Regions from separate parts of the Homo sapiens genome. Here all the other regions are linked to region 4. A link is a contact called in ENCODE Hi-C or POLR2A ChIA-PET data. All regions are on one chromosome and are shown on one strand. Each heading gives the region's core, a stretch centred on a gene start or an enhancer-like site at or near the end of the contact. The rest is flanking DNA. Distances are from core to core; before and after follow the strand shown. Region 1 overlaps FBXW11 (F-box and WD repeat domain containing 11). Region 2 has its middle 31 kb from the start of UBTD2. Region 3 overlaps FBXW11 (F-box and WD repeat domain containing 11). Region 4 overlaps STK10 (serine/threonine kinase 10).

What was found. Hi-C counts contacts between places; a loop is a spot of excess contacts on that map. ChIA-PET counts read pairs that join two places held with the same protein, here RNA polymerase II (POLR2A). Pooled maps may share reads with other maps.
Region 1: a loop to region 4 is called in a pooled map, with 7 times the contacts of the local background. The contact joins two enhancer-like sites. A Hi-C loop is called at or near these places in 2 of 37 single-sample maps with no recorded cell type and 10 of 50 pooled maps. POLR2A ChIA-PET finds 5 or more read pairs at or near these places in 1 of 52 experiments (activated naive CD8-positive, alpha-beta T cell).
Region 2: a map of GM12878 shows a loop between it and region 4 (11-fold over the local background). The contact joins two enhancer-like sites. A Hi-C loop is called at or near these places in 1 of 168 maps with a recorded cell type or tissue (GM12878), 2 of 37 single-sample maps with no recorded cell type and 4 of 50 pooled maps. POLR2A ChIA-PET finds 5 or more read pairs at or near these places in 2 of 52 experiments (WTC11 and activated CD4-positive, alpha-beta T cell).
Region 3: a pooled map shows a loop between it and region 4 (6-fold over the local background). The contact joins two enhancer-like sites. A Hi-C loop is called at or near these places in 3 of 37 single-sample maps with no recorded cell type and 7 of 50 pooled maps. POLR2A ChIA-PET finds 5 or more read pairs at or near these places in 2 of 52 experiments (GM12878 and activated CD4-positive, alpha-beta T cell).

The regions. Positions count from the first base shown.
Region 1 is chr5:171,956,144-171,959,329 of GRCh38, reverse strand. FBXW11 (F-box and WD repeat domain containing 11) reads left to right here. Exons shown (of 14, transcript NM_001378974.1): 2 at 1,632-1,733. Among named protein-coding and RNA genes, the nearest start is that of FBXW11, 49 kb to the left of the region's middle. Within about 2 kb of position 1,394, at least 6 of the 41 ENCODE cell types and tissues checked have a DNase peak (open chromatin) inside an H3K27ac peak, as active enhancers do.
Region 2 is chr5:172,313,365-172,316,804 of GRCh38, reverse strand. No RefSeq gene overlaps it. Among named protein-coding and RNA genes, the nearest start is that of UBTD2, 31 kb to the right of the region's middle. RefSeq lists enhancers at 876-965, 996-1,085. Within about 2 kb of position 1,389, at least 4 of the 41 ENCODE cell types and tissues checked have a DNase peak (open chromatin) inside an H3K27ac peak, as active enhancers do; they include GM12878, where a contact is called at or near this core.
Region 3 is chr5:171,976,840-171,980,017 of GRCh38, reverse strand. The region is part of intron 1 of FBXW11 (F-box and WD repeat domain containing 11); the gene reads left to right. Among named protein-coding and RNA genes, the nearest start is that of FBXW11, 28 kb to the left of the region's middle. Within about 2 kb of position 1,302, at least 3 of the 41 ENCODE cell types and tissues checked have a DNase peak (open chromatin) inside an H3K27ac peak, as active enhancers do; they include GM12878, where a contact is called at or near this core.
Region 4 is chr5:172,110,014-172,113,300 of GRCh38, reverse strand. The region is part of intron 4 of STK10 (serine/threonine kinase 10); the gene reads left to right. Among named protein-coding and RNA genes, the nearest start is that of STK10, 77 kb to the left of the region's middle. RefSeq lists an enhancer at 1,744-2,213. Within about 2 kb of position 1,865, at least 25 of the 41 ENCODE cell types and tissues checked have a DNase peak (open chromatin) inside an H3K27ac peak, as active enhancers do; they include GM12878, where a contact is called at or near this core.

The DNA.
Region 1 (3,186 bases), core at 145-2,644, 150 kb after region 4:
TCATTATTTTATTCAGCACCTTCTGTGGTTGGTACTCTGCAAAGTGTTGAGGCAACAAAATTTGTGTACCTGGAGTTTCAATGATATATTGCCACTGTATTGGCTTTGGAATAAAGGCACACCTTGGAAGTGTGTCATTTTCATTGCTACCAGAAAGCTGCTCAATTTTTTTATTCCATTTGGTTCCTCTGATTTTGTATTCTTTAAATGCCTTTTCTAAGTAATCTCAATATTCCGTGTATCATAGGTGAACTGTAACTAGTAAGTGACAGATACTAGATAGGAACCCAGGTCTCTCTGATTTCAAGCAAAGCTATCTTTGTTTGTATTGCAGTTGGGTGATAATAGAATTTATCCACTAAACCAGAACACTTTTGAGAGTGAAAGTTATGAGGGGACAATAAGTGTCATCCAGGACTATCTCAGGCAAATGAGGGTGTTTGGCTATTCTAATTATAGCTAGAACAAACAAGTTTATGAGCTTGGGTCCAAGACTTCTGGGATGTTTTGGTTGAACCCAAACACTCACCTTTAATTTTTGTTACATGAGTATTGATTTTGCCATAGTAAATTAATTGACTTTATATCTGAATGATTGAACAGTATGGTCTAATGGTTATTAACTTTACAGTATGGTCTAATGGTTATTAAGTAGTAGCCGTAGTACATATGTTCATTTTATATTTTACTTTTTTTCTTAATTCCTTTAAAATCAGCAAGCTTTTAAAAGAGGATCGAAGAGGTAAATTAAATAAGCTTTTTAATTCTTAGTCATGTCAGACGGACTTTGTAAACAAAGTCTAAAATGAAAATCATGACGTTCCAATGTTTTTCCTTTGGGAAGGTGGAGATGTGATGACACTGAAAATCATGCATTTTAAATCACCTCTTTTATTGCCTTTATCTATCAGTCTGTCACCCATCTTTCTTGTTCTTTTTGCCTTATTCTTTAGGTCTCCTGTGATTTTACCTTAGGGAGGTGCAAAACTTTACTCACATGATAAAAGTTGGGGTGATATAAGTTTTCACAATAGCAGCATCATAGTCTTGTGGAAAGAATGTGGGTTTTGGTAGCAGACAAACCAAAGTTTGAAATTCTGGCTCTCCCCTCCTTTGTTGTGTGTCCTTGCGCGAATCACTTAACCTTTGAGCCTCGGTTTCCTTACAATGATATGAGGATTAGAGAACAAATGTAAAGTGCTGGGCAAATAGCACTTTTTGTGGTTTTGTAGGTTCTTAAACAACGATGACAATTATGGTTATGTGACATAGACGAGAAACTGTGGCACTGATGAAATTGTAGTCGACAATCTCACCACTAATCTTGTTTTGCACTCAAACTTTCACAGTTCCCTTTGGTGGGTTTTTGTTTAAACATTCTCTCTGTCCCTCTTGATTCTATTCACTGTACCCTGAGAAATTAGTGGTTGGCAGCAGAAACCTCCTTTCCATAGAACATCAAGTGGGCCCTCCCCCAAGGTTTCAGTGAGCTGTCTGGGACCATCCCTAACCTCCAAACTGCCAAGGGTGCACCCCCTGCCCCAACTAACATTCAAGTTGCCTGTGTGAAGGAGTGATTTGTTGCGGCCTCTAACTGCTTCTTCTCTTCCTTCCTTTTTGTCATCCTGCAGTGTTCTGTGCCAAGGTCTTTGTGGCTAGGCTGCGCCAACCTGGTAGAGAGCATGTGCGCACTGAGTTGCCTGCAGAGCATGCCCAGTGTCAGATGTCTCCAGGTGCCTCTCTTCTTTCTTGTTGTAAATGTGTTTTTACGTATGCCATGAACATTTGTTGAAACTTGCAGTAGTGTGTTTAATCCAATGTTAAGTCTGCTAAATGTTCTGTGTAACCCTCTGCTTTCCTCCAGCCTGGGTGCCCCACATGGAGGAGTTAGTACCAAGAGGGGCCCTTTTGAGCAAACGGGTCTTTGGCTGGGCCCTGTCCTCCCCTTTTCTGCTCCTGCTTTTTACTCTTTTCCCCTCACCTTGAGGTTGTAATTCTCATGTTTAATAGTTGCGCATGTGCCAAAAAAAACTCCTGACATTTTCCATTTGGCTACCTTTAACAGTTCTTTGTTGAGTTGGGAGGGTTTCATAATTAAAGTGGTGATTTTTTTCTATTTTGAAACTCATCCTTTTGGCTTGCTTTCTCTCCCCTCTTCAAAAAAGGAGCGGGGAGGGAATCACTACTGGCATAAAGCCTCAAACTGAAGTTTATAAAGATCATAGCTTTATGCTGCCAATAATTTGTCAGTTTGGGCCACCTCCCAAAGGCCAGATCTGACACCTGTCCTCAGGGTCCACCCAGTTTTCCAGGCCGAGGCCGGCAGAGAATTCCACAGATAAAAGTAAAACTTTTTGGGGGTGGATGGGAAAGGGTTGCTCAGGATAGAACTGTTAGCAGGAGTGCAGCTGGTGACCCTCTCTTGTTGGGGTGGCTTCTAAGAGAGCCAAGGAAGAAAACATTGTAGCTTTATTTCTGAAGCTCTGAGCAAGCATGTGTTTAATTAAATATGGTTTCAGTAGCAATATTCAGTTTTCATCACTGCATATTCCAGACAGTTTGATATATCTTTGAAAAGCCATATTAAATTCCTGGCATCTGGTTGAGACTGTCCTGTTTGAGGAAAACTGCAAAATTAGGCACTGAGTTAGAGGGATATTATTGATGGCATGGGTGACTTTGCTGTTCTCAAGTTTATCTTTCTATTCATGTTTACAATTTTTAAATGGAGCTGGGGAGCCAGGAAGGAGGAAAATGTTCTTCATATTGGAGTCAGGCATTTTATTTACTTATTGGCAAACATTCAGAGTAGCACTGGTGTGGTTATTGATTCAAATTGCTTTCTTTGGGGAACTGTACTGGAACCTCACTAACACAGTTAACTGGAGAGCGAGTTCAATATAAGGCCCAGTTGTCTTTAGATTCTGTATATAAAGGTGGGTTACAAGTCTCACCTTACAAGAACAGGATGCTTCAGTGAGGCTCAGTGTAATGAATATATGTTTACTTTTGGAAAAGCAGCTTCTGTGCATGCGATGTAACTTTTAACAAAAATGTTCTTGGAATGGCAGCCATTATTGCATGTGCTCTCCTTGATGCTGTATAATGGATATTTGCGTTATTATAATAGGTGTATAATAGGTGTATTATAATAGGTGTATTTTTGTCTCTATTTTTCTGGATTAA
Region 2 (3,440 bases), core at 140-2,639, 200 kb before region 4:
CCGAGGTGGGCAGATCACCTGAGGTTGGGAGTTTGAGACCAGCCTGACCAACATGGAGAAACCCCATCTCTACTAAAAATACTAAATCAGCCAGGCATGGTGGCGTATGCCTGTAATCCCAGCTGCTCAGGAGGCTGAGGCTGGAGAATCGCGTGAACTCGGGAGGCGGAGGTTGCGGTGAGCCGAGATGGCGCCATTGCACTCCAGCCTGGGCAACTAAAGCAAAACTCCACCTCAAAATATATATATATAACAAAATAAAGTCAGGCTGTTAAAGGAAAAACTTGAGCTGAATTAAATTTAAGAGAGTTTAATTGAGCAAAAAACAATTCACCAATCAGGCAGCCCCAGAATCACAGTAGATTCAGAGAGACTCCAGGGATGCCTCATGGTCAGAACAAATTTATAGACAAAAAAAGGGAAGCGACATACAGAAATCAGAAGTGAGGTACAGAAACAGCCGGATTGGTTACAGGTTGGCGTTTGCCTTATTTGAACACAGTTTGAACACTCAGCAGTGTATGAGTGGTTGAAGGATGGCCACTGGGATTGGCCAGGACTCAGCTATTGTTACAGGCGCATACTCCTAAGTTAGGTTTTCAATCTTGTCTACTTACTAAGTTAGGTTGCAGTTTGTCCACAAAGACTCAAATAAAGACGTACAGAATCCTTCTCAGGCCATATGTAGTTTGGTTTCACAAGGCCTATTTAGAGATTACAAATTTCACCAAGTCCATTGAACAACTGGGTATTAAGGGCATTGTGGGGGTGTGCAGGGGACCATAAAGATGAGTAAGACTGTCCCTGACCTCAAGGTTCACCTCTAGAAGGGAATATAGACAAAGCAACTCCACTTTACAGTCATGCTGTTACCGGAAAGGGGTCTCGGTCCCCAAGAGAGGGGTCTCGGTCCCCAAGAGAGGGTTCTCGGATCTCACGCAAGAAAGAATTCAGGGAAAGTCCACAGAGTAGAGTGAAAGCAAGTTTATTAGGAAAGTAAAGGAATGAACGAATGGCTACTCTATAGACAGAGCAGCCCTGAGGGCTGCTGTTTGCCCATTTTTATGGCTATTCCCTGATGATATGCTAAACAAGGAGTGGATTATTCATGCCTCCCATTTTTAGACCATATAGGGTAACTCCCTGACATTGCCATGGCATTTGTATACTGTCATGATGCTGATGGGAGTGTAGTAGTGAGGATGACCAGAGATCACTCTCGTGGCCTTCTTGGTTTTGGTGGGTTTTTGCCGGCTTCTTCACTGCAACCTGTTTTATCAGCAAGGTCTTTATGATCTGTGTTTGTGCTGACCTCCTATCTCATCCTGTGACTCAGGATGCCTTAACAGTCTGGGAATGAAGCCCAGCAGGTCTTAGCCTCACTTTACTCAGCTCCTATTCAAGACAGAGTTGTTCTGGTTCACACACCTCTGACAATATCACGATCCGTGTTGCACTTGAGAGATTATGAGCACAGTAGAAGAACAAAGACAGGGAAGATCAATTCTGACCCAGGGTTGTCTGGGAGAGAAGGGAGTGTGGGTGCTTTAACTGTACAATAATTTCCAGACATTTAACAGTGCTCTCTTGCCTGGATTCTGGAAGTCATTCTGAGAATGCCTGTTTTCATTAGATTTTAATCACCCACAGGTCATATATTCCTTTAACGAATGCCTGATGACACCATGCAGAATGAAATGCGCTTTACTGCCTGCTTGGAATGTGTGCAGGCCTGCCTCATGGACCCCTAGAAGTTTCCTTCCAAAAGCAGTCCAGGTATGGTGAGAGGGAGGAATGGGGAGAACAGAAGCCCTATCTCTTACATACCTATACAGGGAGTGTACAACTCAGTTTGGTCCCTGGCCTCCTGTTGTCAGAGGGTGTGTAATTTCAGCTGGGTGGGGCTATGAGGTAAAGATTTCATGTCTGCCACTGCTTGGCTTTTTTTTTTTTTTTTTCTGAGACGGAGTCTCGCTCTGTCGCCCAGGCTGGAGTGCAGTGACGCGATCTCAGCTCACTGCAAGCTCCGCTTCCCAGGTTCACGCCACTGCTTGCTTTTGAAAGGTCTACCCACCCATAGCTCCAATGCATGAAACGCTTCATATAGCTTTGCTGCTTACAGCTCCTCAGTTACTCCTCACTTGCCGGGGATCAAGCCTAAGCCTTTTTTTTTTTTTTTTTTTTTTGAGATGGCATCTCACTCTGTCCCCCAGGCTGGAGTGCAGTAGCGCGATCTTGGTTCACCGCAACCTCTGCCTCCCGGGGTTCAAGCGATTCTCTCGTCTAAGCCTTCCGAGTAAAAGGGATTACAGGCACCTGACACCACACCCAGCTAATTTTTGTATGTTTAATAGAGACAAGGTTTCACCATGTTGGACAGCCTGGTCTCAAACTCCTGACCTCAAGTGATTCGCCTGCCTCAGCCTCCAGTGCTGGGATTACAGGAGTGAGCCACCTCGCCCAGCCCTAAGTCTTTTAATATGGCACACAAGGATGCTTCTTTATGAGTTAACACTGAGTACTTGGGAGACAAAGACAAATAAAACCTTTCCTACCCTCAAGTGAGAGAAACTCAACTGAGACTTACAGGAAATAAAATTTAAAACTACTGACTTACGAAACTGAAAATTCCACGGGGTAGATTCAAGCATTGCTGAATTTGGCTCAGATTATTTCTCAGGGGTTGGATTCTTCCTCTTTCTCAGCTGTATTTTCCTCTATGTTAGTGTCCCGCTTGGGTAGGCTCTCGCCAACTGGAGAGCAGCCCCAATTTTTTCCCTTTTAGGGACTCCAAGCAGCTGCAAGTTTACTTCCTCCAAAATTCATGGGCAGAAGAAAAGGCTCTTCTAAACAATTGGTTGGCAGGGCATGGTGGCTCATACCTGTAATCCCAGCACTTTGGAGGCCAAGGCAGGTGGATCACTTAAGGTCAGGAGTTTAAGGCCAGCCTGGCCAACATGGTGAAACCCTGTCTCTACTAAAAATACAAAAATTAGCTGGGTGTGGTGGCAGGTGCCTGTAATCCCAGCTACTCGGGAGGCTGAGGCAGGAGAATTGCTTGGACCCGAGAAACAGAGGTTGGAGTGAGCCAAGATCGTGCCACTGCACTCCAGTCTAGGCAACAGAGTGAGACTCCGTCTCAAAAAAAAAAAAAAAAAAACAAATTAACAATTTATTGGTTATTTGGGGAGTTGTTTCAGGAGTTTATTGTTTGTTTTTTAAAGTCCTGGATCTGCCTCTTCTTAGCTTAGTTGAATCACATGACCATCCTAGAGCAATCCTGGGTTTGGGATGCACTGATTGGCTTGAGTCTGAGACTTGGGACCACGCTGGAGTGGGGAAGAAGTGGGCTCCACCAGAATCAGATGGACTAAGAGTCATAGATGGGAGGAACTGGCTCTTCAGAGGGAATTCTGGCCTTCACTACTGGAGGAAGAATG
Region 3 (3,178 bases), core at 53-2,552, 130 kb after region 4:
TCTCAGCATTCCACAAGTTACTTCCTTCTTCCTTTGTTCTCCTCTGCCTTTGCCTCTTTTAAAAAGTTCTAAGTTGCTAGCCAATCGGGACAAATACAAAATGTGAGGTCCTGTTCCAGCCAATTGAAACTGGACACGGCAGTAGGGTGGACATGTCAGGTTATAAATGACCCTGTCTCGTTTGTTCAGTGTACTCTCGTGGCTAAGCTGCTGGCGAGTGTACCCTTTCTGCAGAAAATAGAAAAATGGCCTTGCTGAGAAAATTAAATTTATGTTCAAGTGCCATTTCTTTACGGCACCAGGGAACAAGGCTTTCAAACAAGTCTTAGGGTTTTACTATCTCAAAATAATTGTTTTTTATGGTTGCGGTAGGGATCAAAGTTCGTTTTTCCCCCATGTTGTTAACCAGTTAGTCCACCACCATTATTTACACATATATTAAAAAATAATTGCAAAATTATTGAATAGGAACTTACCTTTTTTTACAGAAGCAATTCACATTTATTATAGAAAAAATGAAAATAAATATAATGTAAAATAAGATGGAAAAATGTAATGAAAAACGTAAAGTAAGATGGAAAAAGAACAAAGTTTCCATTATAACTACTATTAATATATGGTATGTATTCTTCCCTTCCTTCATCTATACATATACATGTACATATGTATGTATGTATGTATGTATTATGTATGTATATATTTATTTTTTGAGAGAGGGTCTTTGTTTCCCAGGCTGGAATGCAGTAGCATGATTGTGGCTCATACCTTGACCTCCCAGGCTCAAGTGATCCACCTCAGTTGACTGAGTAGCTGGGACTACAGGCATGCAACACCATGACTGGCTAATTTTTGAAGTTTTGTAGAGACAAAATATAGGGTTTTTGTAGAGACAAAATGGGGTCTCCCTATGTTGCACAGGATGGTCTCTAACTTTTTTTAAGAGCATGAGTATTTCATATAGCCAAAGGTTTTACCCACTGTTCTTAACCTTTATGAACATGATGTGACATGACAGACTATATTCTCTGCATGAAACATGCTTTCTTCATGTTTATGCCATTTTAGGGTTTTAATAAATCAAAAAATCTCAGTTTAATTAAAGATTTAAAGATTTAAGTTACTAGTGACATTGGATGTATTTTTCTAATGTTTGTGGCTATTCGTATTTCTTTTGTGAAGAAAGAGAAGTGTTAAAATTAGCTGTAGTTCTGCTCTGCTGCTTCTAGGTGCATGGGGGAGTGTAGCGGAAGGAAATCACTAGGGTGAGGAACTTCTGATTTTGTCGTGACTGGGGCACTGCTGCTGCCCTTTTGTGATTGAAATGGCCATTTTTGTTAAAAGCCAGCTGTGGAAGTGTTTGCCTCACTCTGCATACTGTCCATGGCAAATGGAAATTGGGTCCCTTCTCTGCGTAGACTCTGGCTCTGGATGCTCTCTGTGAGACACTTTAGGATCAGTTGCTGTTGGCTTCACTGACAGCTTCAAGGACTCTCACTCCTACTACTAGCCTTTGCTGCTTTGAGGTGGGGTTCTGTTGGGAATTCCTTCCCCTTCTCAGGTGGGCTTTTATTTCTTAATATGCACTGAACCCTATTTCTCGTCCAGTTTTTTCCTGTATTATGTTTATAGAAATACCTTGAAAAAACTTATATATGTGGAGGGCACCACTGGACAGGTTTCAAGTGCCAATGTAGTTTGTCTTTTACTTTGATATTCCTTTGATGATTTTGGTTGCATCAGTCAGTAACCCCAACTTTGACACCTCTGTTTTCCTCCTGAGTCTTGTCTATTTTTGCTCTTTTTCACCCTCGCTTTCTGCACTTGAGTCACAGTGATTTTTTTTTCTTTTTCTCTGTTCCTCTGAACCTGCTTGAGGGTTACAACAAGCATTATAATTTGTTCTCATTATTAGGGAGGGGTCACCCTTTCTTCCTTGTCTAGTTAACCTCTGCTTGTCCTTTAGAGTTGAGCTGAAGTGTCAACTCCTTAGGAGCCATGCCTGGGTCCCCTAGGTACCCTTATAGATTAAGTTCCCTTGTCATGCTCTAGCAGCAGTCAGTTCTTTTTTTATTTTTACAGCTGTTAATGTAACTGTAGTTTACAAATTGATATGGTTTGGCTGTATCCCTACCCATATTTCATCTTGAATTCCCATGTGTTGTGGGAGGGACCCCGTGGGAGGTGATTGAATCATGGGAGCAGGTCTTTCCCATGCTGTTCTCGTGATAGTGAATAAGTCTCACGAGATCTGATCTTTCTTAAAAAGGGGAGTTTCCCTGCACAAGCTTCTCTCTCTTTGCTTGCTGCCATTCTACTTAAGATGTGACCTGCTCCTCCTTGCTTTCTGCCATGATTATGAGGCCTCCCCATCCATGTGGAACTGTAAGTCCAGTTAAACTTCTTTCTTTTGTAACTTGCCCAGTCTCAGGTATGTCTTTATTGGCAGCATGAAACGGACTGATACACAAATGTATTGCGTAATCCCCTGCTAGACAATCAGCTCTTATTAGAAAGTAATCTCCATGGGGGCGAGGATCATATCTGTTTTGTCATCTTCAGTTCATGGCATATTCATTCCCAGCATCTGTCTTAGTTTGTTTTGTGCTGCTATAACAAAATACCTGAGACTGGGTAATTTATAAAGAACAGAGATTTCTTTCTCTTCCTCTTTCTTTTTTCTTTTCTTTCTTTCTTTTTTTTTTTTTTTTGAGACATGGTCTTGCTCTGTTGCCCAGGCTGGAGTGCAGTGGTGCAGTCATGGCTCACTACAGCCTCACCTTTCTAGGCAGGGTTCAAGCGATCCACACGTGCCACCATACCCGACTAATTTTTAAATTTTCTGTGAAGGTGGGGTCTCCCTATGTTGCCCAGGCTGGTCTTAAACTCCTGGGCTCAAGTGATCTTCCTGTCTCATCCTCCTAAATTGCTGGGATTACAGGCGTGAGCCACCCTGCCTGGCCAGAGATTTCTTTTTTTTTTTTTGAGTTGGAGTTTTACTCTTGTTGCCCAGGCTGCACCATTTTGGCTCTCTTCAACCTCTGCCTCCTAGGTTCAAGCGACTCTCCTGCCTTAGCCTCCCAGGTAGCTGGGATTACAGACATGCACCACCACACCTGGCTAATTTTGTGTTTTTAGTAGAGATGGGATTTCACTGTGTTGGTCAGGCTAGTCTCAAATT
Region 4 (3,287 bases), core at 616-3,115:
GTGTGTGCAGTGAGTTGGGGTTTTGTTCATCCTGCAGCCGGCATGCCCTCCGTGCTGGTCATACCAGTTGACACCCCCCCCAGTGCAGTGTGCAATTCTCTTTTCACCACATCCTGGCCCCTACTGGGTTTTACTTAATAGAGAAAAAACAAAAAAACCCACAAAACCAAAAAACTTTGCTACATATGCATTTCAGTTTTTTAAACCATAGAAACAATACACTCTATCAAAAACATTTTAAAGAACAAAAGTGGGTCGGGCGCGTTGGCTCATGCCTGTAATCCTAGCACTTTGGGAGGCCGAGGCAGGTGGATCACCTGAGGTCGGGATTTTGAGACCAGCCTGACCAACATGATGAAACCCCCCGTCTCTACTAAAAATACAAAATTAGCCGGGCGTGGTGGCGCATGCCTGTAATCCCAGCTGCTTGGGAGGCTGAGGCAGGAGAATTGCTTGAACCCGGAAGGTGGAGGTTGCAGTGAGCCGAGATCGTGCCATTGCACTCCAGCCTGGGCAACAAGAATGAAACTCCATCTGAAAAAAAAAGAATAAAAGTGTGTAAAGTGAAAAATGTAGGGTCCTGGCCGGGTGCAGTGGCTCACACCTGTAATCCCAGCACTTTGGGAGGCCGAGGTGGGCGGATCATGAGGTCAGGAGATCGAGACCATCCTGGCTAACATGGTGAAACCCCGTCTCTACTAAAAAAAAAAAAATTAGCCGGGCATGGTGGCAGGTGCCTGTAGTGCCAGCTACTTGGGAGGCTGAGGCAGGAGAATGGCGTGAACCCAGGAGGTGGAGCTTGCAGTGAGCGAAGATCACACCACTGCACTCCAGCCTGGGTGACATGCGAGACTCTGTCTCAAAAAAAAAAAAAAAAAAAAAAAGTAAGGTCCCTTCTGTGCACTGCCCCCACCAAAATCCCACTTCCAGGGAGATGAACATTAAGTTTGATGTGCAGACTTCCAGACCGGTGTGTGTGTGTGTGTATGCACATGCGTGCAGACATGTACACACAAGATGCATATATTATTCCTTTAAAGATAATCTTCTACTGGAGTACCTGCACTTGGATCATTTCTGGAATCATGCTACACATTTTATAAGACTCATCAGTCAGTCAGCAACATGTTTGGGACATGTATTAATGTATTAGAGATACACTTCCAAGTTAGTCCATACAAATACAGCCTCATTCTTTTTAAGAGCTGCATGTTATTTCATAGCTGGGGTGAACCACAACTTATCTAACCATTCAGCAATGAAGCTCCAGCAACACTTTGGATGATTTCCAATTTTCCATTCTTTTTGGCTGTTGCTTTTATAAGCATCCATATATATTATAGATCTGGTTTTAGAGATGGATTTCTACAAATAGAATTGCTGGCAAACAAGTTTTTAAAACCCAGTTTTATTTTTTACATATATGAGTAAAGGCATTTTAGCAAATTCTGTCTCTTTATTTATTTATGAGCATGCTCATTCGATAAACCTGTTGAGTGCTTCCTGCTCCAGATAACGTGCCAGGGATACAACTGTGGCCACAGCAGAAATGATCTCTTTCTTTATGGAAATTACAGCGGAGAAAGGGAGATTTCCCTTATCTCCGCCGCCCTTGTCTCTAATACATTTTAAAATGGGAGGAGAAGGGGGAGTGTTTTCATCAGAAGAGACTGCATGGTGAAAATCCCTTTTGAATTGCTCAAGGGCAGCCATCAGCTATCAAGGGACACTCCCTTATAAACTCTGCGGAGGGAGCAAACAGGCTCAGTTCTCTGGGCTGCAAGGTGGGGCTGCCCCACTCTCCCATCTGGGCCCCATCGTGTGGGGCAGAAGGGGAAGTAGCAGCTACCCAAAGAGCTGGCTGGTGCGTGCCTGAGGGAGGCCCTGGGGACCTACGGTGTGTCATTGCACGTTGGTGGTTTCTGTTTCTCGTCTCTCTTCTCAGGAAGGGATCGGCAGGGCCTGTGGTCGGGGAGTGGCCACCTTTTGGGATCCTCACCCTGGGCCTGAGAGGCAGTCACTGTTCCCAAAAGGTTTCCTGGGATGGGATGATGTGCCAGCCCTTAGTGGTGTTTGCGAGGGAGCCAGGCCCACAGGGGGGCCTGGCTGACCCAGCAGGAAGGTGGGGCCAGCTTCCCATTCTTACCCTGGAGGCCCAGGGGAGCCGCCTGCCAGAGTCATCAGCAGAGCCAGGCTCTACCTGGGTTTCCTGCTTCTGCACCTCACTTGCAGCACCTGTTGGTCCCACTTCAGGAGGCTGAGGGCCCCCTGTCCCCTCTTGCTGGCCAGACTGTCCCCTGATATAGCAACTGCTGTCCAGTTAGCACTAACCGGGGCTCAGAAGCCAGCTTTCCTGACCACTCCCAGGAGGTGCCGGGGGGTCTTAGTTCAGCCTCAGCCTTGCCCCAGCCTGAAAAAGGCTGGACTGGCTCATGGGCCGGTGAAAGAATCACCATCTTCTCGCTTTTGCCACGAGTGGACCTTGCATCACAGTGCTTTGCGTTTGTCATTTAATCCTCAGGAAAACCTGCGCAATGGTTCTGTGCTATCACCCCCGTGTCACAGATGGGGAAACTGAGGCTCAGAGGCTTTGTAACTGCCCTGCCCGTCTCCTGCCTTATCTGCTTCCACCCCCGGCCCCCTCCTTCCGGCCAGGCTGTGTCCTGTCCCCGCTGGTCCCTCCAGCCTGCTGTTTCCTGCCTCCCAGTCTGTTTGCAGTTTTCTCTGCCTGGAAATACCTCCCCCAGATCCTGAGTTTGTGTCTAAAGTAGCTCCCCACCCTGCACCCCAGCACTGTGTTCTTCTCCCTGCCTTCTCAGCCCTGGGCCCTTCTCGCTGCCAGGCATTCCGGGGGTTTTGCCAGGTGCCTGTCGCCACCACGGGAATAACATGTGGCATGTCAGGCAGGACTTGGTTGCTTTCATCTCTGTGCCTAGAACAGTGTCGGGCACATAATAGATGTGCAGTTAGTGTATGCTGAATAAAACTGTCCTTCCTCCAAAGCCCCCAGCCCTCCCTCCATGACCGTCCCCTCGAGGTCACACCCCCTACTGTGCACTCTTGAGTAGCCCCGGTCCTGTCTTCCCAACACTTTCCATGTTAGGAGTAGATGTTTGTTTATTTGCTTACTCTCTGCTCCCCCAACTAAACTGTGGATTCCCCGAGGGTCCTCATTGTATTCTCTGATCCCGGCTAGTGTCTCGCTCCTGATGGAGCCTGGTGAGCACCTGAATGAATGGGTGAGTGGACAGTGAAGCAGAAGAGCAGAGGCTGGAACCAAGTTCTCC